Regions from separate parts of the Mus musculus genome. Here all the other regions are linked to region 3. A link is a loop called in an ENCODE intact Hi-C map of the cell type or tissue named here. Cell type or tissue: heart. All regions are shown on one strand.

Region 1 (8,000 bases), 130 kb before region 3:
TGTGCTCAAGTTTGTCACCTTCCTTCCTGAGGCTGTACAGCTAATTGTCAACTTGTCACCATGGCAGCAAGATGACATTAGCTTCTTTGGGTTTGTTTGTTTTGTTGGTTATTTTGGTTTGGTTTTTGTTGTTTTGAATTGTTTTGTTGTTCTTGTTTGTTATGGTTTTGTTTGTTTGGTGCCAGTCTTGAACCCAGACTCCTTAGTTCTAAAGTAGTTCCCAGCCCCTAGGAATCTCTGTTTCAGGATGACTAATTTTGAACAGTTGTTGTGATCTTGACTCATTAAGACACTTCACATCCAGGTGGTGGTGGTGCATGCCTTTATTCCCAGAACTTGGGAGGCAGAGGCAGGCAGATTTCTGAGTTCGAGGCCACCCTGGTCTACAGAGTGAGTTCCAGGACAGACAGGACTACACAGAGAAACCCTGTCTAGAAAAAAGAAAGAAAGAAACTTGGGGTTGTTCGTTATTCATTTGTTTTATTGTGTGGAGGTGGGGTTCTTGGTGGCTCAGGCTGCTCTGGAACTCTTTAGATAGCACAGACTAGAGCTGCCTTCTTCATGTCTGTCGCAGGCTTCTGAGAACTAGGATTAGAGATGTGTGTCTCTCCATCCTGCTTTATTGGAGGCAGGATTTCTCTGTGTAGCCCTGGCTGTCCTGGCCCTCACTCTGTAGATGAGGCTGGCCTCAAATCAAGAGATCCACCTGCCTCTGCCTCCCTGTTGCTGGGATTAAAGGTGTGGGCCACTATCCCAGTCTTTGAAGAGTTATTTACATTTCAGAGGAAAGATCACTGGTTTCTTATCAGTCTACAGCTGTGAGCTCTTAGGATTTTATTCCTTCCACCTTTGTTCAAGTTGTTGTTTGTTTTTTGCTTTCTCTATCTCTTTCTTTTTTCCTTCTTTCTTCTCTTTCAATATTTTTTCTTTTTCTTTTCCTTCAGAGTTTTCTTTTGGGTCCAGTGAGCTCTCAGGCTTTACAAGCACATGGTTTTGATCCACAGAATTTCTGAGGAGTTTAGGACCTTTTTTTTTTTTTTTTTTTTTTTAGATTTATTTATTTATTTATTTATGTGAGTACACTGTATCTGTACAGATAATTGTGAGCCTTCATGTGGTTGTTGGGAATTGAATTTTTAGGACCTCTGCTCACTCTGGTCATTGTTTTCAGCACTCTGGCTCCTGTCAACTCCACTTGCTCAGTCCCTGCTTGCTCAGGCCCAAAGATTTAGTCATCAATATACATAAGTATACTGTAGCTGACTTCAGAGGCACCAGAAAAGGGCATCAAATCTCATTAGGAGTGGTTGTGAGCCACCATGTGTTTGCTGGGATTTGAACTTAGGACCTTTGGAAAAGCAGTCAGTGCTCTTACCCACTGAGCCATCTAGCTAGCCCAATAATGGGACTTTTAAATTCCTACTTTAGTGGCCAAGTGTGGTGGCTCACAGCTTTAATCCCAGCACCCAGGGGGCAGAGGCTGACAGATCTTTGTAAATTCACAGCCTCCCAGGTCTTCATAGTTTAAGGATTACCAGGATTGCATAGGGATACCCTATTTGAAAACATTATTCATCTGCAAAACTCCGACTAGTTTCCTCCAAACTCTGAGACTACTCCCCTCTGTGCATGTCAGGAATTCTGTGAGATTCCCTCTCAGTCTTCACCACGTTGCACCCTCTGTAGCCACAGAGGCTGGCACCCTGATAGGACCTGATCACCTGAGAGCCACCTCAGCACAGCTTACCTGGGAGCCTGAGAGCGATCCTGACTGAAACACACACTGCTGTCAGAATCAAATGGTCAAAAGTTTCTTGGAGATTGATAAACCTGCAGCAACTCAGAGCCAGGGTCCAAGAGACCTTCTTTCTCCAAAGGACATAATGAAGCATCTAGAGAGACTGCCACTGCGGACAATATGAGACAGTGTTTAAATGTGATTCAGCTCATTATTTGAAAAACCTACTTTTCTTTGCTTGGGTGTCATGTGGTCCCTCGCTGGTCTACATCTCATTGTATAGCTCAGAACTCTCTGAAACTCACAAAGCTCCCCCTCCCTTTCCTTTCACAGGCCTGGAATTAGAGTCATAGAGCACCAGGCCCTGCCACAAACACTTATTCTTAGTACTATAAATAATCTAAGAGATCACAGTCTAGAGAACAAAACCAAGGCTCAGAATCATGTGCCCACCTGTATCTTTATTAGAACAAATAGTAACAGATTAATCTTCAGGAAACTACAAGTATCAGCAAGAATTCTTAGAAGACAACTTGCTCTGTAAAAGTCTTAAATGAACAGCTATTAAGTCAGTGACATTAAATCATGTGGCAATCGAAAACTGCCCATGGTTTGATTTTATTTAGAAAATTGTCACTATAGCAGGTCACCCTGGTTCAAGTCTCAGCACTGGGGGATGGGAAGATTAAATAGTACTTACTCTCAAGCACACATGCAAGCATATGCTCCATCACACACACACACATGCATCATCCACACAAGCTCAAAATGTGTCCACAGAATCTGGATAATTCAGAACAAGAAAGGTGACCAGGATGAGAAGGGAAGGCCAACAGGAGAGGGTAAGTGGGGACATAAATGAGGTCAACTTTATATACAGACTGAGGTCTTTATGGCATCCACTTCTTTGTACAAAGATTATTCATTTAAGAAGACCCTTATTAGCCGGGCGTGGTGGTGCACACCTTTAATCCCAGCACTCAGGAGGCAGAGGCAGGCGGATTTCTGTGTTCGAGGCCAGCCTGGTCTACAAAGTGAGTTCCAGGACAGCCAGAGATATACAGAGAAACCCTGTCTCGAAAAACCAAAAAAAAAAAAAAAAAAAAAAAAAAGAAGACCCTTATTTATTTTAATATTTTTATTTATTCCTTGTGAACTTCAGATACATATACAATGTGTTTTGAGCTTGTCGATTTCTCATCTCCCCATTCCCTTTTCCCCTGAACACACTCTTACCCCTTCCTCTCCCATTTCATATTTTCTCTTTTCTTCCTTAGTCTCTCTGATCCATATGTGAGGGCCATTCAGTGGAGCAGGGCAGCCCACCAGTGGCCGTATCTAGAATAAAAGTATTGTCCTCTCCCAGCAGCTATCACCTGCCAATAGCTTTTGAAAAGGAAAAAGAGAGAGAAAGTGAGGAGAGGAGAGGAGAGGAGAGGAGAGGAGGGGAGGGGAGGGGAGGGGAGGGGAGGGGAGGGGAGGGGAGGGGAGGGGAGGGGAGGGGAGGGGAGGGAATACACCCTCATAGTAATAGGTGTCTCTGTTCCCACTCTTCCAGAGGCAGAGGCAATAGGATTGTTAATCTTGCGATTCACCAGGTATTGGGTGGTGAGGAGGAACGGTTCCACCATTTTGAGTCAAATTTAATGCAAGCTTTATTAAATATTAAATACTGACCAAGAAATGGACTTTGGTCAAGGCCATTCCCTGTATTTCCCAGGTGGAATGGTCCCAGCCATGTGTTGCAGGAATTTATAAGGGCAAACTTATCAGCTACAGTACTCTTTTTCCCCCGAGGCTTTGCTATTTTCCAAGAACTACAACTCCCAGCTGAAGAGGTCAGCTAACTAAAGACTGTTGGACAATTCCACTGGGCCCCTTCCCTCCCAGAGGGAAGAGGTCAGCTGAGCACATAGGCTGGAAGGGAGAGGCTGAGTAAGCCCCTACTACCTCATTACCAATCAGTTTAAAGGGCACACAGTTCCTCCAATCATATTGTGCCTAGTTGCTGATGCTCTATTCTGCCCCTGGAAACTGTATAAAAAAGTTGCTGAACTGGACAACCAGGTTGCAGCTTCTCCTTTGGGTACAGGACAACCCCAACAAGCTGGAACAATAAATTCCTCTTGCTTTTGCATCAATCCCAGCTGTGCATGGTTCACTCAGAGAGTCCCCAATAGCTAAAGTTACCTGGTCCTTGGGCAGGTGGGCCTTACAGGTTAATTTTGGGTGTTACAGATCCAAACCAGGTTCATTTAATATTGCTCTTCTAAGATAAATTATGATATGGGTGTCAACCTGAACAATACAAGCAATACCCTGTATCAAAACAAAATAAAAATGAAGAAAAACTGTAGTTGCGTGTGAAAAAATATAAAAGCAAAATTCTAGGCCTTTAGGCCCAGGCTTGGGAATGTGGCCTCTGTGACTCAATGCTCCAAGGTATGCTAATCATTAAACAGATATGACATTCCTCCACCCACCCGCTTCCTGGGTTCAAAGAGTGTTCATTCAAAGAATGTGCTATTGTTAGGGGCTCTTAGAAACTGTCTTGAGAGATAAGCCGAACAATTACCAGTTATTCCTTGTGACTCTTGTGACTTTGCACTTCCTTGTGACTCTTAACTTGTATCTTTGGTATTTTCCAACAACGCCCTCCCTACTTCCTTGAGTTGTGGTTTCTTCCTTTAAATACCCCCTTACCCAGCTATTCGGGGCGCCATGGTCCTCTACCCCTGCGTGGTGTATGACCGTGGGCCCGAGAGCGCTCTTGAATTAAAAGTCCTCTTGCAGTTTGCAGTAAGACCATTTCTCATGAGTGATTTGGGGTGTCGCCTCTCCTGAGTCAGAACGCGGGGGAGTCCTCATGTTGTGGGTCTTTCAGGTGCGCTAGTAAAGGTTTGCATTTCTTTGGAAGCCAGAGCAATGCTGTGGAAGGTGAAGGAAGATTTCTGAACACATCTTGAAACTTTGGTTGGCCTCTAGAGGGCAGCAAAGCATGCTAAGGAGTGCCACCCTGTTTTATAGGGGACAGGCTATAAAATCTTGCTTGCTTGGTCTCTTGACCAAGCTCAGAGTCATCAGCTTCCTTATCTGGAAATGTCAGGTTCTAAATATCATTATATTCAGGGTGATCATTACACCTTATCTGCTGGTTCCAAATAATTCCTTTCTTAATGAACAAAGCTTGTTTTGCCTCTGACTTAATCTCTTCCAAGAAACTCACAGTCCAGATTCCCGGCTATGAAGAAGCTAGCAACACCAATTTTCACAGCCTGCACTACATATCAGCACTACAGCTTATTCAACAACAATGGCATCACTTGCTACCTGGAACAGAACAACCGGGAACAAAAACAACAAGCCGTGTCCGTTGACGGCCTGCCAACCACATAGGCTCTATAAAATCCTGATTTCTTGTCCCACCTGCATCATGGTTTTAAATACAAAATGAAAATACAAACTAGACCCTTGAGTACCTAGACTCAGCATTGAAGCCTTTCAGGAACTATCCTGGCTTTGGACTAAGGTGACATCTCTGCTCTTCCCCTCTTATTGGTGTTGGAGGGCTTCTTCCAAAGAGATCCCTGCAGTAGGGTCAGCTTTAGAGGGAGTTTAGGACATGTAGTGAAATTGTTTAAAAAGACCAAGGTCTGGGAAAGGAGCCTAGTATTCAAGAACTAGATGTGCTGACAGTTCTGAGTTCTACCCCCACACCAGGAAAAGCTAACTTTTTGATACTTACGGTGTCTGTGTCTGTACAATAGAAGAGGGAATGTTTTGAAAATTGTTTCTTGACACATTCTACACTGGCCCCCATTGCAATGTCTCACCCCTAGAATAGGACAGTGGTTTCATTGTGGGAAACACACAGTAGACAATGAAGAGGGGAAGCTCACATCGGGAGGGGCTTAGCCTGCTGTAATCTGGGGCAGAGACATCAATTTAGATCTGGCATTGCAGAACATTCTGGATGAGAATTCAGGAAATTTATTGGGCATGGTGGCTCATGCCTTTAACTCCAGCACTTGGAAGACAAAGGCAGGTGGCTTCCCGTGAGTCCCAGACCAACCTAATCTACATAGGAAGTTCTAGGCTACCCAGGGATCCAAAAAGTGAGATCCAGCCTCAAAAATGTTTTGGACACCCTACTAATCAGTGTACTCAAGGCTTTGGGGTCCTTGGAACTTTTATCATCCCAAGTCACTTCCAACCTCTGACAGTCAGCAGCCTGGTCACCAAGATCTACCATGTGGCCATCCTGTCTGTTTTACCAAGTGACTGTAAATACCTTCTCTGACCTCTTCCACCCACCTTCTTCACACCCATTTATCTGTATTTTATAACGAGAACCATCAGCTTCGGGGAATATTTATTCACAGAATAAACCTATGTTTTCTCTCATACCAGAGCACCTGCCAGATTTCTGTTCAGAGAAGCAATTCATGCAAGAAATATGTAAAGTCCGGTCCCTCGATTAGTCTTCTTCTCCTTAACAGCACTATAGGCCACCCATGCTTTGGTGCCATATATAAAAGCCTATTCTGGATCAATAAGATAATCCAGAAGAAAGGACAACACATCAAAGACATTAAATAATACATAGCTTGCTTTCTTGGACATTTTTTTGGGGTTTTTGTTTTGTTTTGTTGTTTTTGGTTTCTTTTTTTTTTTTTTAAGACAGAGTTTCTCTGTATAGCCCTGGCTATCCTGGAACTCACTTTGTAGACCAGGCTGGCTTCGAACTCAGAAATCTGCCTGCCTCTGCCTCCCGAGTGCTGCGACTAAAGATGTGTGCACTACACCTGGCTGGACAGTTTTCTTGTAAAACAGTTTTGTACTTATCAGTCTTCCCTCAGAGACATGAGTGGAAGCCTGAGATGGACTGGAGAAGTCACAACTTTGAAACTCCCAGTAGTATGCTTCTCTTGTTCTCAACAAAGACTGACCATGACTTTTACTACTGTTCCTCACAGAGGTGAGCTTTTTATTACAGATAGAGTTAATTCTAACAAAACCCAAAACAATAGAAGAATTGGCACAAGAAAGACATAGTAATGTCCAAAGAGATAATCCTTATTCAACCTGGTAGCCAGAGACAGGTCCAGACCTCTAACTGCATCCTGATAAAGATGTCCAGGTTGGTCTTGGTCGGGGGCTGGCTCTGTTCCCACTGTAGCATCACATGGCTTGTGGAGGGATCTGTGGTCATGATGAGTACAACATTATGTCACTGAAAGAGTGTCTTCATGGGGATGTTGTGATAAAGAGGGTCATTCCAGCTCAAATCCTCCAACACAACCTCTGAATTTCTCCCTTTTCCTTTCTACTTCCCTGGTGAATTCATGCCATAAAAAAAAATCTCCATTGGGGCTGGTGAGATGGCTCAGTGGTTAAGAGCACCAACTGCTCTTCCAAAGGTCCTGAGTTCAAATCCCAGTAACCACATGGTGGCTCACAACCATCCGTAACGAAATCTGATGCTCTCTTCTGGAGTTTCTGAAGACAGCTGCAGTGTACTTACATTAAATGAATGAATGAATGAATGAATGAATGAATGAATAAATATTTTAAAGAATCGCCATCATTTTAGGCTCCCCCTCTTCATATGAATTCCAAGGAGTATGTGGGTACAAGATTCCACTGTATTGAGTACCAAATCCTCACAAGTCAGTCAAGGAAACCTAAATGCACTTCCAGTCTAATGATAAAAGTCCTGGTGGTAGCACACTGCCTTGACATACATAAGTGGTCACCACAACAGTGACTTAACTGTGTAATTACTGAGGAATTAACCCTAGTCTAATTCTCTAACACTAGACTGGCTACTTCCCCCAAACACTTTGAATCTTCCTGGGTTATTTCTACTCCAGCAGTGTAGTGTCCTAGAGAGGCATTTCATTGAGGCATGTGCTCTGGTCCTGACTAATGTAGACCTCCTCTCTCTGTCCTCTCTCTTTCTCTCTCTGGTTTTAAATTGGGGAGGGGGGAGTGAGATCTGCACAACAAAGGCTGTTGAACATGAGAACTTGCTCATATTGGGACAACCAGACTTTGAGGTATAGAATTTATCATATGAGTACAAGCACAACCAGACCCACCCCCAACATGGCCAAAAGCCGAGAACCCTTTCTCCAACTGAATGAAAGTGTGGCATTGCAGTTTGATGCAGTTAAAGTGTGTGCTTTTATGGCCCATGAACAGAAGAGGTGGGAGGACACAGGTAGACCACCAGCACTTGTTGGGTAGATGGGTAGCCTGG
Region 2 (8,000 bases), 1.1 Mb before region 3:
AGTAAGTAGCAGTAATGTCATAATATAATATTATAGTAATTATTATGAGTAGTGATAATGTAATTATGTTGTTACACAATAATGTAATGACATGTAGTAAATATTAGTGTATGTGTAATGTTCTCATGAGTTGACCTTATTCAGGTTATACTAATTTCACAGTATGGGGAGGTCTTCAGGTTTTAAAACTTTTTTTGGTTGTGTTTCAAATACATGTCATATGTATTTGTTTCTGATTCTAGCTAATTATCTGTCAGTTACTCCAGTGTGGGCAATCTCATACATAGATAGCCAGGGGAGTGTGAGCATGAGAACTCTAGGCCAGTGGGTCAGGTCTCCGCTCGGAAGAGAATTCCAGTTTATCCCTCTCGTCCCCTCATCTCCAAACTCTTCAGAAGTGGCCTTTCTCCCCCTGCATCCAGCCCTCACCCCTTGCTCACTGACTTCTCCAATTTAGGGTTTCCAGATCAAACTCATGATTTCCAATTAAATATGAGTCAAATAAACAGCACATGATTAAAGTTATGTGAAGGCTTTTAAAAATTACTTGCTTATCTGAAATTAAAATGCAACTGAGAATCACGTGTTTTCTCTTGCTAACTTTGGCAACCCTCCCCATATCTTCACCTGGTTCATATTTCCCAATATTTTGTTGAAATATTCTCTACAATTCTTCCTAACTGCCCAAAACTACGTCCAATTTTTTAAGCAGCTTTGACTACGAATATGAATTTCCTCCTCTGAGATAGGCTTTGCCTAATGGTTGTTGTTCTCTAACATTGAGTAAAACTGAATTTTGTTCTGAAATCTCCATGCTGAATCAAACCGAAGTCCCTACTATCACCACGATGTCTAGAACAAGCAGGTCCCACAGCCCTGCTTCAGGGACTCTGTACTTTGGCCCCTATTGCCTATCAAGAGAGCCTTGTCCTTGCACAAGAGATACTTGGAGTGGGCTTGACCCCGACTGCCAACATAACACAAAGTAAAAGGGTTTGTCAGCCAGGCCCTCTTCATCAGCATCTTCCGTGTATAACTATTGAGATGGGTACAAAGTAGAAGGAGACACATCTGGACCATTCTGTTACTTTGTCCACTCCCCGTGTTTCTGGCATGTTTCTGGTTTGTTTTGCTCTGGGTCTATGTTATCTTTACTGTCTCTATCTGTCTAAGAAGTCTAAGCTCCAAACCAAACCTACAGCACCTGATCCAGTGGTCCAGCTCCTCATATCAGAGTTAGAAAACTACTAATCATATAAACCCAAAGCCATTTTATTGGGTCATGCTCCTTCACTCTCCAAGTTTCAAAATATAATTATGAGCCACATAACAGTATTTTTGTTAACAGTGGACTGCATATATGACAGTGAGGACCATCTAGCCAGCTATGGATTAAACCCATCACCTAGATAGGTTCTTGTGTTCTGTCTCATTTGTAATTGCACAATCTTGATCATTGAGCCACATGTGTTTGATTTATTCTTGAAAATGATGATGAAGCCATTGAGAGATTAAAGAAATCATAAGGAACAGAGGGCCATGATAACCTGCAATGTTTAGACAGCATGGTCCAAGATCGCAGATTCTGAATACTGGAGTTGGGGCCTTAGACTCAGGACAAAAATGGCTGACACCGAATGTCCAGAGAACCCCAAAGTAAACAGTGAAGTAATTTGTTATCTAACTATTTGTGACCTAAATGTGTGAGTGTCATATAAATCTGGCTTTGAGGTCAGGATCATTCCTTGTACTGGGTGCTTTTGACTTCTGTAGAACTGCATGCCTATAACCTGTGTGCTGGTTTGTTTGTATTCTATGCTTGCCTGTCTTTGGCCTACATGTGCTAGTACATATCTTGAGTCTGCCAGAGGTTGTTGGTCTGTGTGGTGTTCCTTACCACAAATAAATAATGTCTTATCTGCTTGTGACTTCCCACAATCTCTTCAACCTCTTGGCCTCTAGTGACCTCCCTCCTATCCCTAGGCACTGGACCTTGGCCCTAACAGAAGTCCATGAGGAATTGGAGAAGGGTACTTTCCATTCATACTTTATTTGTTCACCCAAATCTTTTGAGTGCTTTAGGTTAGTAAATCACCAAATAATCATATATATATATATAAGGGAAAAGAAAAGCTTTTATAACCAGGACTTCAATGAACCCATGATTATGCCTGAGGTCAGACAGAAGCGCAGTCATACAAGAAGGCTCTCCTAACCAAATAAAATATCCGATGAGAACCATATCACAGGGCCAAACCTCGCATCAGAACACAGTCTGTGCTAACAACAGGAAAGAGGTCAGTGGAACACTGAAAATGGAAATGAGGTCACTAGGTTTCAAATACCAGGGTAAAGAAGCAGGTGGCGGGGCATGGTCATGCAGTGTTGCTTCTAACCTCTTAAAAAAAAAATCTGAGGGTTTCCTATCTTTAACATGGTGTTCAATATTTCTTTAGCAGGAGGCAGGTAACTGCGAATGGAAATAAGAGCCAAAGTGTCTAGTAGCTCAAAGTACAAGTTTCCTTTGTGCTGGCTAACACTCAGCAAAGCTGAGCAGATGAACACTAATTACTACCAGGTTGAAGGAAACCTTGGAGTCACCAGTATGTGACTTTTAGGTTCCCCCAAAGTTAGTGCCACAGCAAAACAACAACCCAGATGCCCCTCAACAGAGGAATGGATACAGAAAATGTGGTACATTTACACAATGGAGTACTACTCAGCTATTAAAAAATGAATTTATGAAATTCCTAGGCAAATGGATGGACCTGGAGGGCATCATCCTGAGTGAGGTAACCCAAACACAAAGGAACTCGCACAATATGTACTCACTGATAAGTGGATATTAGCCCAGAAACTGAGGATACCCAAGATATAAGATACAACTTGCTAAACACATGAAATTCATGAAGAATGAAGACCAAAGTGTGGACACTTTGCCCCTTCTTAGAAATGGGAACTAAACACCCATTGAAGGAGTTACAGAGACAAAATTTGGAGCTGTGACGAAAGGATGGACCATCTAGTGATTGCCATATGCAGGGATCCATCCCATAATCAGCTCCCAAACGCTGACACCATTGCATACACTAGCAAGATTTTGCTGAAAGGACCCAGATATAGCCGTCTCTTGTGAGACTATGCCGGGGCCTAGCAAACACAGAAGTGGATGATCACAGTCAGCTATTGGATGGGTCACACGGCCCCCAATGGAGGAGCTAGAGAAATTACCCAAGGAGCTAAAGGGAACTGCAACCCTATAGGTGGAACAACATTATGAACTAACCAGTACCCTGGAGCTCTTGACTCTAGCTGCATATGTATCAAAAGATGGCCTAGTTGGCCATCACTGCAAAGAGAGGCCCATTGGACTTGCAAACTGTATATGCCCCAGTACAGGGGAACCCCAGGGCCAAAACGGGGGAGTGGGTGGGTAGTGGATTGGGGGGGGGGGTATGGCGGACTTTTGGGATAGCATTGAAAATGTAAACGAGAAAAATACCTAATAAAAATAAAATAAAATTAAAACAAAACAAAACAAAACAAAAAAAAAAAAAAAAAAAAAAAACAAAGCTCGCCTTAATTAGTTTGGCCATGAATCGCATCAGTGGTCTTTCTCCTCACGTCTGTTGGATTAACAGCTCCATTCCATTGGCTGGAGACCCAGAGTGAGTCAAGCATGAAACACTGAGCAGAATACTGGCCATCATCCCTGCTTCCTGGCCATGGGTGCAATGAAGCTGGCTTCACATTCCTGCCTTCACCACCTAAGGACCACTCTGTCTCACGTTGCTTCTGACTATTTTGTCACATCAATGAACAAAACAACCATTAAATGTAGTATTAATAATAAACAATAAACATACTAACAAGGAAGAGAGAAACAAATGAACACATATATTAAACAAACCAATCAACCTGAGTTCTGCCTTCACTCTGAGGGACTAGCTGCTCAAAACTGCATTGAAATAAAGCCAAATTCATTTCCCTAGCCATTTATAACTCTTACATTTGATTAAAATTACCAATTTCATACCTGAGAACAATGTTTTAGGGCTTCATTTATGTTCTTGAGACATTCTTGGAGTGAGGCTTTCAAATAATATCTTAAAGAGTTATGAGGTGTTCTCCTCACACATTTGTAGTGGTGATGGTAGAGGTAGGTCCTAGAACATCCACTCTTAAGACCTCAGGTCATGATTCTGAGCATTAGTGTGTTTGGCAATTTGATTATGGTTTAGGGAGTGGAGATGCTGGTGTGTATCACTCAGGAATATCTACTAAGGGAAAAAGGAAGCTGGTGCCGAAGAACAATAATTTTAATATATGGCAACTGTATATCAAACATGACTCAGAGGTTTTTAAAATTCCTTTTCCTAGAAAACTAGGCAATCAAAATGCTAGATGACAGAAAATTAAACAAACAAAAGACTCTCCAGAGTGTGGGTAGATGGCCTCACGGCAGAAAAACATAGAAGAAACCTCAAATACAGAGTGGGTAGTAGCTGGCCTCTTAAAACTGTGACCTCCTCATCTTTCCTCTCCAGAACCCCGCGTGTTGAAGACCACGCACACACAGATTGAGCAGGGACTACAACTCAAATTGAAATTCCCAGTGTGCTCTCATCTTCGGAGAGAGTGGTATTTGTGAATTGCCACCGATTATTGGCAGCTGTATTATATTGTTCTCCTCCCTTGTCGAATAAAAAAGAAAAGAGAGCATGTGCTGTCATACTCTGCCACACCAGCTGAAGGACACAAGTTCAATATTAAAACCTGACTTCCACTCTGAACTCTGTCTTGCCCAAGTAGAAAACAAATGTAGTGGGGCATTTCAGCCACAAGATGGCAGCAGCGCTTCATGCAGCTTGGATACCCTTCACAGTACCATTGCCATAAAAATCTCAAGAGCAATTACAGCAGAATGGACCAAACTTGAAAGTTTGAGGCCAAACCTCGGAAACTGTCTTTACCATTACATAAACACATCTGCTTTGGAACTTTAACTGTCTTAAAATTTCAAAAATGTCCACATCCTTATCATTCTTTCTCATTAAAGAATTACGTACGATGCCTTCTTTTGTAATACGGAGTTTTACTCTTAAAGCTTTCAAATTGCAGTAAGTTCGTGTGATTTTCCTTAATGAGTCTGGCCGGAGAATCACTTACTCAATACGGAGTTGGTTGATGCTCAGGATCACGTTACAAGCAACCCCTAAGTGCCCAGACCAGACAACAGAAGCTAGGCATCGGGAGCTCTGAGGCACACGGGAAAACATTCAAAGCCAGGCTGGGTTAAACATCTGGAAGCTTGAAGAGCCGGGGGGGGGGGGGGGGGGAAACATACAAAGCTAGACTATGTTAAACGTTGGGAAATTGTGAAGGCTCCTAGGTCTACCACAACAAATTACCACAAAGTGGGTGACATAAAATAACAAGAGTTGTGTGTAAGCCCCGAGAGGTCAGAAACACAAAGCCATGGTAACTCAGAGGGATTGAGTAGCCTTAGAATATAGGAAGAATCTTTTCATAACCTTCCTAGTTTCTGAAGCTCCAGGTGGCCTTTGGAAGGTGGCAGTCTCTGTCACCACATTCCTTTGCCCTTCTACCCTAGATCCCTGAGGCTGTCATTGGAGTTTGGGTGTGGCAAGACCTCTTCTAAGGATATTAACTATTACAAAGAGTTGCAAACACAGGTACATTCTCACGTTCCCGGCATGCCTGTGGTTCAGGTAAATGAGGTCATTTCCATTCAGGTTCAGGTGGAAGCCGATTCGCGTCTGGTATCTTCCCAGTCTCATTACCACGAGTAACTAAGTCAGTCTGGAGAGAAGCCAGACCATAGCCACTGAATCAGTAAAGTTCCATTAACTATGAATCTGGGAGCTTCCCATCAACAAATGAACAAAAACAAAAAAGCAAAAAGAAGCCAAGAAATAACAACAACAAGACCTTCAAAATGTCTCTGAAAACCTTTCTGTGAGTCCTTGAAACAACTTGCTAGATGCGTTTTAACAGCCACTGCAACAATTTATACTTTTTACAATAACAACAAAACGTTCAAGTTGGGTTTTTCTTTTTTAAAAATGTATTATTCATTTTAACATTACCTATATACATGCATGTCTGTGTTTGGTGACATGCACGTGAGTGCCCAAGAGGCCAGAAGAGGGCATGAGATACACCGGAGTTGGAATGACAAGTGATCATGAGCCATCTGATGTGGCACTTAAAGGTCCTCTATAAGACGCTAGTATCTCTCAACTCCTAAATTAATCTTTTTGTGACGGGTATAAACAACTGGTTGTGAAATCTCACTATTTTCTGATATTGAACAGAAAACACAGACAATAATACTGACTACCTTGCATGTCTCAAAGGAATACATGAAGCATTCTTGATTATACAAAACGGTATAAGAACGGGACCTGTGTTTCCCACTCTCATCCTAACAGCCCACAGAGGAACAGTATAGATGCAGACACAGAGCCAGAGCCCTTCCTTCCTCAAAGGCTGGTCTTCTAACCCAACCACTAGGAGCAGTGTGACTTGAGAGCTTGTTGGAGATGTGGAACCTCAGATTCCATCCAAAACTGAATCAAAGGCGTCTTATAATGTCATCCCTGGGGAGGTATCTGGACACTAATCTTGGGAGAACTCTGCCCTAAGTGATTTTGTTGGAACGTTTTAATTTTTGTACAGGGACTCTTCTTGTCTTCTCTGATATTGAGGGCTCTTTAGGGACTCCCTCCAAGATCATCAATTGAGGCAAGGAAAGAAAAGAGTGACTCAGATGATCTGAATGAAACCTGCAGTAGCAGCATCTGACATGGACACTAGTCATGTTTAGCTCAGGTGACAGCAAAGTCAATGGAGGAACCTACAGAGTGGGCGATCTCAAGTCCAGCCTTCGAGTTTGGTCTTTCTAGAGGCAACTGTAAAGATTGACTGCAAGGGAGTGCCAGGGATATCACTTAAGAAATATATAATAGGAGTAAAGGAAATGGGGACGAACATTAGGAAGACATAAAAGGAAGGGAGAAAGCAAAAGAAAGGAAGGGGCGAAGTCAGCACTCGGCTACAGAGTCCTTTGATTTCCCTCACACCTCGTTTCTGGTTCCTTTCCAGAACGTGTGACTAACTATAACGTTCATCTCCATAAGGTCCGACCCAGTCCTGCTTTGAACTGCCCAGATGAAAGGCGCACCACAAATACAGAATGATGGCATCCAGGTTGGCGTTTGAGCAAGAAAGTATCTCAGTGTGGTCTCCTATTATTTAAAAGCTGAGAGTTCCTGACAGAGCTGCTGGGCTTCACACAGTCTCACTGTGGGTTGGTGAGCTTTCTGGCAGGGCCATGGTTGCCAAGGAAACTGCATCAGGAATGAACGACTGGGACTGTGGATTCTTGGTTGATTGGTGAAGCTTAAAGCCTAATACCGCATGCAAGACACACTTTTAGTGACCAGAGCAAAGGCAAATGATCGTTACAAGAAGGGATCGCGACTCTCTTCTCCCTCAGATCTCATCTGGTTGTCAGTTCCTAGTCCAGAAAGTTGTTGCCTTCTCTGGATCAATAAATGGGGCTTATAAACCATGAGCAAGAACACGTGAGCCCCACAAGGAACCGTTGCCTTCCTTAGTTGGTCACAGAAGTCTTTCTAGTCTTCCTGCAAGCAAATGTGAAAGTGCAGTGAGTAGGTGATACTCAGAAGTTTCCTGCCCTCTGCTTGCTTTGTTCATTAAGGACCAGAAGAAAGGCTGCCTTGCCATCTTTTCCACTAGGGGAATGTATGTGGAAGATTCAAGAATCTTACTTTTTGTTGTTGTTGTTGTTGTTGTTGTTGTGGTTCACTGCACATCTGTAAACTTGTCTTGACTGCTCCTGGATGGAGTTCTTCCTCTCTGCTCCCTGGGATGGCACCCACGACTTTTATTATCACATTCTATTGTTATTATTTGGGGAATGCCTATTATTTTTGTTCACGCCTATTGTTTTT
Region 3 (8,000 bases):
GCACGTAACTCCATATCACCACAGCCAATCACCACACAAGCTTTTATGAGGGCAGTGCTATCATTGTGAGTATTTCCTGGGTGAGAAAACTAAGGTGCAGAGAAAGCAGGCAATGTCCAAACCACACACAGCCAAGATTTCAGGATCAGAGACGTCTCACCGTAGGCGTCTCTGCAATCCCGCCCCTGAGAACAAGGGGCATCCAGCTGAACAAGGTGAACAACAGTGTGAGTGGTGGGCTTGAGATCTCGTGGAGGGTTCTTCTGTTCAATCGCCCCACACCCTGTGACACAGTGCACCATCCACCTGTGACTCACTCTCTTCTGCCCTATGAGCATCTCACAGGAGGCCCCACGTAGTACTATGTAGAAACTGGTCATACCATATACCTCAGCCTCCATGACACCGAGGCTTACTAGCTGTGTCAAACCAGGTGCGTTCCTCAGCTGCTCTGTGGTTCAGTTTCTCCATTTTAATAGAAGGAAATTATAAATGTCTAGCTCACATGGTTACTTCCAAAAATAATTAGAGTACCAGGATAGTGCCCGGCACTTACTGAGTGTTCAGGAAACATTAATTGTTCAAGGCCCAGAAAGAAAAATCCCATGTGGTCTCACTTATACTACATGTCAATTAAAAATAAAGGTACACTTTAGAACAAACGTTAGCTGTGTTTGGTAATATCCTTCCCTTGATACTCCCACTTTAAAAACCATTACTGTTTCAGCACACCAAGAAGACAACTAATGTAGAGTAAATCTGTCACCTGCACATTCAATGAGGCATATTTAAACCCCTTTGCACTCAACAAGTATTTACTGAGCATTATCTTTGTGCAAGGCAGTAGGAAGCAGTTTTGAAAAGGTTGTAGACACAGGCTGGTCTACAGTACAACAGGGCAGGGAGTAGCAGATGGTGAACAGCCCCACGGGGACAGGCGTCTGTTGGACATTGGAGTCTAAGGATGGATGTCCAGGGGAGGCAGGGTCCCAGCTGGGATCTCGGGGAAGCCGGAACAAGCAGAGTAAGCCAGTGTTCCAGGCAGATGAATGAACATGTGCAGAGCCTTCCGGGAGTTGGTGAGCAAGCAAGGCATGTTTGTAAATAAAGTGAAATGAAATGCAAAGGGTAGGGGGAGGAGTGGGAGAGCTTGGTGAAGAATCTGAGCCCTGTTTCCAGCACCTATGCTGGGCAGCTCACAACTGCCCGAGACTCTAGCACCAGGACATCTGATGACCTCCTTTGAACTCTAAGGCCGAGTGTGTACACACCCACACAGAGACACACACGATTAAAGAATAATGACACTCCTGGCAGTGGTGGCACATGCCTTTAATCCCAGCACTTGGGAGGCAGAGGCAGAGAGGCAGAGAGGCAGAGAGGCAGAGAGGCAGAGAGGCAGAGAGGCAGAGAGGCAGAGAGGCAGAGGCAGAGGCAGGCAGATTTTTGAGTTCGAGGCCAGCATGGTCTACAGAGTGAGTTTCAGGACAGCCAGGGCTACACACATAAATTCTGTCTCAAAACAAACAAACGAATAATGACACACCTTAAATCCTGAAACACACATGTTTTGTGCAAAGAGTGTCCATTAGAAATATCACCTGCGCTCACATCACCCTGTAAGGGGAGTCTGTGGGTCTTGCCCCAAGGTCAGTGAAGGGTTAAGCCAGCAAGCCTTACAGGCAGACTTAATGTTTCCTAGCTGTGGTAGTGGAACATACTCAGGAAAGGCAGGGGGACATGAATCTGGAGCTGAATGCAGTGGAGCTATCAGTTGATGAGAGTGCCCACCTGTGAGAAAGGACAATAAAGGGGAGCGTGCATGCATTTGAGAGTCAGCCTTGAGAGTCTACAGCCTGGAGGTGGGCAAGGCTGGGGAGTTACAAGCAAGGCTCCCTACTGGTCTCTGTCTTGGAGCACTAGTGGAATTAAGGGTGGGAAGTCTTGATGCTTTTCCCTTAGTCAGAGTCTCTGGGCAGTAGTGTGTGTGTGTGTGTGTGTGTGTGTGTGTAAGCACGAGAGCATGTTTGTGTGTGCACATACACATATATTTGAACTATTCACTGATGTGCCTAATAGTCAAGAAGACATACTTTTTTAAAAATCCAAAGCTAATAGCACAGATTATTCGTCACTGGATAGTAACGTGGATTCTAATTTTTCTTCTAAGCTAACTTAAAATATGAAAAGTGAGTTCACCTTCTTGAGTCCCCCAACTGATCGTGTGACCCTGTTTCAATAAGAGATAAATTCCTTTAATTTCCTGCTTGAGATTCGTTGCCTGTCAGATTCTTTTTCTCTGCCAGCCAAGCTCAAGTAGGGCAAACCCACACTAGTTCATCCATTGCTGACCTGCACACAGCTCCAAGCGCACTGCCCTGAGAGAATGAGTGGGTGGCTCCAATACACAGCCTGTGTGGAAGTTATCCAGTGGCTGGCCACCCCCCCAACCCACACCCACACCCCCACTGCCTCACCATCCTTGGCTACATTGTCAGGAATCCCACAATTCCTGCGTCTCCACAGAGAACTGAGTTTAGTTCTATAGAAGGGTAAAATTAATCCATTGCCAACAATTGCTTACTGTGAAAACTTACACAAGTCAGTTATCTTGCTGGCTTCTTCTGGAAAGCAAAGGACACTTGCCTCCCCGCACCTGCTTCCCAAACCCCAAAGGGTGTAAGAACTTGAAAGTTGTGGAATGTGGCTGGAAGAGGGAGGCATGTTCACTGCATGTTCATGCAACAGACAGAGGCTAGGTGCTGATATAGGACTGGAAAACGTCCTGGATGCAATGCAACAAAATTATTCACTGCTTAGCATAGGAAACTGAAAATCCCTCCGCAGCCCCACCATCTCAGGTCCTCCTGAATCTTCTCCACCCACTAAGATATCTGTAAATAAGTATGCACAAAGCATTTTCACATAAAAATAAACTAATTACCTATGATCTAAGTGGGCATGAGAGCCATTTTTGAAGCAAGTCTTGGTTGAACTTTACCTACCACCACGCCTCACCTCTGGGAAGGTAAAGAGTAAGACAGATGCGATATTTAGGGCCCCCAGGAAAGCAGAAATTCAGGAAATTGGAAGGATGAGCCAGAAAAGATCTGTGGGAGGGCAGATGCCATTCCCTCCCTCCCTCCCCAGGTCGTCTGAACTGTTTTCTGCTGTGAAGATCGAGGGACTGAAGGAGAGGGCGGATGCTCAGCAAAGAACGGTTTATTCTCATGCCTTTGCATGAAAAGTTTCTTTTAAGGGATGGATGCACAGCTCACCTGCACCCTTGAGCACTTGCTGCAGCTGGTGAAAGCGGAAAAAGCGCAAGAGTAGTCCCTCAATCCGGAAGCAGTTCTGCGCAGGCGCACTGCCTAGCTGCGACCCGCCTTAGAGAGCAGAGTGCACAGAGCTGAGTCCTCTCTGGAGCTGGTTCGTGCGTTGTAGAGTCCTGGATCCCAAGTTCTTCTACTGTCCTCGGCCTGGGAGTGGGGTGCAGCTCTGGGCCAGCAGAGGCCAAGACCCTGGGAAGTGAAGTCGCTTCCCCACCCGGCTGTGTAGGCCCCGAGAGCGCAGGGTTGGAGTCTGCTTCCCCCTGCCGGCCGGGATGATGCTTGCAGAGGGACTCCTTGGTTTAGCTAGGATCCCCCTACATCGTCATAAGAATTTTAGGAAGGTAAACAACATATACATAGTCTACAAATTGTTTCCACTTTCAGTGGAGGTGGGGACGTTCCAGAATGCGAAGGTCTTCAGGATCAGTGAAAGTTAACCTGATTTCAAGGCATGAATGCCGGTAGGTAGATAAGGGCATAGATAGCCTCCTGATCTTTTACTCTTTTACTCTGTGGGATCAAGGTATCCAGGTTTAGATGATCAGGAGGTGTGGCACATAACGCCACAGTTGGAAAGAATTTTGAGTCCTGCAAGGCTAGGGGAATCAGTTTCCAGAAAATCTCCTTACACTGACATTAAATTGTGTCTCTTGGTAAATTCTCATGCGACTCCAGTTGGGCTTTCTAGGATGGAAATAGTAATTAGGATGAACACTGTGCCCTCCCTTATACAACAGCAATCAAGGTATTCAGGAAAGCTCCAGAATTCTCGGAGGTGAGGAGTAATAGAATTACCTCAAAGACATATACATTAATTATATACATTAAACAGGTGGCATTTGTTTGTTGATCCTACACACCACACCACACACACACACACACACACACACACACACACACATTTGGAGAAGTAATGTGACTGCTTTTGAGAACTGGGAAATCTATACTGCTCCTAGAGAATTAATCAGACCCTGGAAGTGTCGCAGGGGCGCTGACATAGGGCTATGGAGTGACACGGAGCTATGGAGTTAGTCCCATCCTAAAGTTTGCTTTCAGATTCTCCTGGTTCTCTCTTCTTCCCACATCCTGATTGTGCACACGTGGCCTAGCTATCTCTGTCTCTGTCTCTCTCTGTCTGTCTCTCTCCCTTCCCCCCCCCTCCTCAGATTCAGAACTCTTTCCTACTCAAAGTCTAAAAATAATATGAAAACCCTCTTGGAAAGCTTTATTATTTCCATGGCATGCTTGGGTAAATGATGGCTCCTTTACTCACAGTGGATTTAGAGTTTGGTCTTTGTTGTTGTTCTGTTGGTCTGAAAGTTGGAGCACAGTCCTTCTTGTGCAGTCTGTTGCACTTAAACACCCCTCATACCATCAGCCCCGGCAGCAGATTAAGATATGGCTCAGAATAGACACTCAGAGATTCTCCTACTAAAGTACCAGAAGATGAAGCCGCCACAACATGCTCCTATTCAGTGATTCTAAATGAACCCCAGAGAACATCTCTCTGTAGGGCATTTGGGATTCCACACTGTCAGATATGTGGAACAGGACTGCTCTTAGGTAGAGGGAACTTGTCACCTGAGCTCAAGCCATCAGCTGCCACCTGCTCGAGTGGAAGCCAAGGGTGGAGCTGAGGATGAGGGTGCAGTGAAACCTTCGGCCTTTGCCAACCTGTAAGACTGTCTACCTACGATCCATGGTGACAGAGACACAATTCCCTGTGGCCTCAGCACCTCTGCCAACTTGTAAGACTGTGTGATAGTTAGAGTGAAAATGGCCCCTAAATGCTCATAGCAGTGGCACTATTAGGAGGTGTCCCCTTGTTTCATGAAGTATGTCACCGGGAGTGGGCTCTGTCTCTTGGCCTTGAGATGCTCGAGCCAGGCCCAATGTCACCCTTTCTTCCTGATGTCTGTACTTCCTAATATATAACCCTCAGATCCCCAAGTGTCTGCCTTCATGCCACCATTTTTCCTGACATGATGACAATAGGCTAAATCACGGAACCATAAGCCAGCCCCAATTAAGTGTTTTTTTCTTTATAAGAGTTGCTGTGGTCATGTCTCATCGTGGCAATAAAAACCCCAACTAAGACAGACTTTTTGTCCATATTTCGTAGTAACAGAGATGCACAATTCAGTATGGCCTAGAGCCTTTGGCATGCCGGAGAAATACATAAAATCTCAAAGGAAGCTCGGTTAATAAATATCCTGAAGAGTAAATGGTCTTGAGTTATGTCTATCAGCATAACTTCAGAATTGTGTCACATGTAAGTACTGTCATGAACTGTCTGTAATGGGACTGTGTGTGGTCCCCCATGATAGGAGACACACAGCAGTGCTACTGTGGATTGATGTGTATTTCCCTAATGCAAACAGTGAGATTAAATTAGAGGTTAGTGGAAACAGAAAATTCTTTACTCTGCCTGACATTTGCACCTGCTTCCAATCCTTACAGTTTTGAGAATTGCAGATCCCAGAGGAAAGCTGCTAGCTCTGTAGTAATGGGTGTTTCCATAGGTAGAGGAGAGGAGAAAATGGTGGAAGGGAGAAGCAGGCCACCAGTCCATTTGTCCAGCCCGCTGTCTAATCAGTCAGGACTTTCTGAGTTATTCTCACTGGGTCCTAAGCCTGATTCTCAACAATCACTGAGAAAGTCAGTGTGTCTCAGGTATTCCAAGTGTACACTGCAAAGAGTCTTCACTCTTTCCTTTCTGATCCATATGGCAACTTTACTTCTGTTCATCAGGCAAAGACGTGTTGAATCAGCATGTGTGCATACAGTACATAGAATATTAATAATTACTTAATGTTTGAGAGAGAGTCTCACTACGTAACCCACATTGGTCTGGAATCCCCTATATCTCCCAGGCTGGACTCAAAGCCACAGTGATCCTTTTAGCCTCAGCCTTCCAAGGGCTGAATTATAGATGTGAACCACCTAGTCTGGGTTATAACCTATTTTAAAATTACCATATGTTGCTCTGCTAACACTGTGAAGGTTAATGTACATGTGTACAATAAAATGGAATGTAAAGGGGGAGTACAAATAGTATAGGATTAATTAATAACCCCTTCCTATATTCAATTTTTAAAAAGTGACACATTTCCATGACACAACAATCTTTTCATTTGGTGATGGGGGTGTACACCTTTAATCTCAGCACTTGAGAGACAAGGCCAGGTGGACCTGTGAGTTTGAGACCAGCCTTGTCTACTGAGTGACTTCCAGGACAGAAAGGATGACACAGAAAAACCCTGTCTCTTAAAACCAGAAGGAGAAAGAAAGAACAGTGTTTTCATGTTCTTTTTTTTCAGTGATACTTCTAAGGACTGCCTCTAGCCCTGAGGACATTCATTTTCAGAGGTCTCAGAAGCAAGAAGTCTCGATAGAAATCACTCTGCCCTCAAGCTCGGCTCTCCTCAAGGCAGAATTACACAAGTCCTCTGTCAGCACAGTGTGCTGCCATCGAGCTATTTATGCTGCCTAGGAAAGCATTTGAGTAGAACACTCATGACCTTACCTCTGAGAAACGGCAAGGTTTTAGATTCTATTACACACACACACACACACACACACACACACACACACACACACACCCTAACCTCATGCAGTGACCTACACTGAATCTGCAGCTTGTCTGATAGACCGGCTGTGTATCCGCCAGGTCATTTGCACCAATAAGCTTATCACAGAGGCTCTCCACGTCTCGAATGCCCTTGACTGTGAAACTCTTCCAAAGCCCACCTGATGCCACCTCTCATCATCTCTTAGAGGACTTGGTGGCTGCTTCTGCTGAGTGAATCTGGATTTTGAGTGGGAAACAGAACAGTTTGGCAGTTTGTTTGCTTGTTTGCTACCTAGCTAAGCCTTCTTGGAGTTTAGTCTTAAATATACACAATGATCTTCCAAGGGTGGTGCCCAGACCTGTGTGAGCACCACTTGAGAGAGGATTAGAAGAGCAGATTCTCAGGCCCTTCTCCAAAGCCAGTCACCTGGAAGCCTGGAGGTCAGGCTCTGTGCTCATGTGCAGCGCAGCAGCTCTAGTGCAGGAAGCTTGAGAGTCTGTGCCACACTTGATGCTACACACAGACACATTTCAGGACTCTTCTTCCAGTGTTGCTTCTAAACTCGGTTCAGTCTCTAAACTATGAGCCCCAGCAATACAAGAAAATGAAGTACAGCCTCCCAGTATGTCACAGCACAGACTAAAGTCTCTCATTACCAAAGAGAGGAACGAGGGTAGACAGCAAGGAGTGACAGGACCAAATCCACACTGAAAGCCAGCAGGGAAACACCAACCCTGCCATCTCCATGTCTGGCATTATCTGGGCTCCAATGAGCTTTGGCAGACTTGACTTGTCAGCTCTTGCCGCCCACAGCATGTCACCTCACTCTTGGGCCAGCTTTGCTCAGTGCCTGACATGTCCCACACCTTGAGGGCTTGCTCACCATCAGAGTTTATGCCTCCAGGAACGTTTTGCAGAGAGTACGATCAGTCACAAACTGGCTTTGGCAGACTTTCTGATGATAGTGAGAGGGAACAAAAATCTATAAGACTGCATCTCAGTCTGAACTCAAGCGTTTAGGTTGTGTAAGAAGTCTTCAGAAAATACCATTCTCCACAGCTTGCGGGGTGGAGCATGTTCAGGAACTAAATGAAGA

What was found. Hi-C counts contacts between places; a loop is a spot of excess contacts. Peaks named below come from ENCODE experiments on the same cell type or tissue, not always from the same donor. Only the 100,000 strongest peaks of a DNase experiment are listed, where the experiment ranks them.
Region 1: it touches region 3 in a loop (12-fold over the local background); 17 of 42 quality-filtered maps call a loop at or near these places.
Region 2: it touches region 3 in a loop (14-fold over the local background); 14 of 42 quality-filtered maps call a loop at or near these places.

What each region holds. Positions count from the first base shown.
Region 1 is chr1:21,341,236-21,349,235 of GRCm38, reverse strand. It overlaps the pseudogene Gm21909. Among named protein-coding and RNA genes, the nearest start is that of Khdc1a, 4.4 kb to the left of the region's middle. In heart, a CTCF peak has its summit at 4,724 (motif pointing right); no DNase peak of the experiment used is centred here.
Region 2 is chr1:22,266,017-22,274,016 of GRCm38, reverse strand. No RefSeq gene overlaps it. Among named protein-coding and RNA genes, the nearest start is that of Kcnq5, 310 kb to the right of the region's middle. In heart, a CTCF peak has its summit at 4,845 (motif pointing right); no DNase peak of the experiment used is centred here.
Region 3 is chr1:21,214,168-21,222,167 of GRCm38, reverse strand. It overlaps Tmem14a (transmembrane protein 14A), which reads right to left and starts at 3,593. Exons shown (of 5, transcript NM_029398.3): 1 at 3,279-3,593. The region is part of intron 1 of Gm28836 (a long non-coding RNA gene); the gene reads left to right. In heart, a CTCF peak has its summit at 3,589 (motif pointing left); a DNase peak (open chromatin) is centred at 3,447; H3K4me3 peaks cover 1,347 bases; H3K27ac peaks cover 856 bases; H3K27me3 peaks cover 546 bases.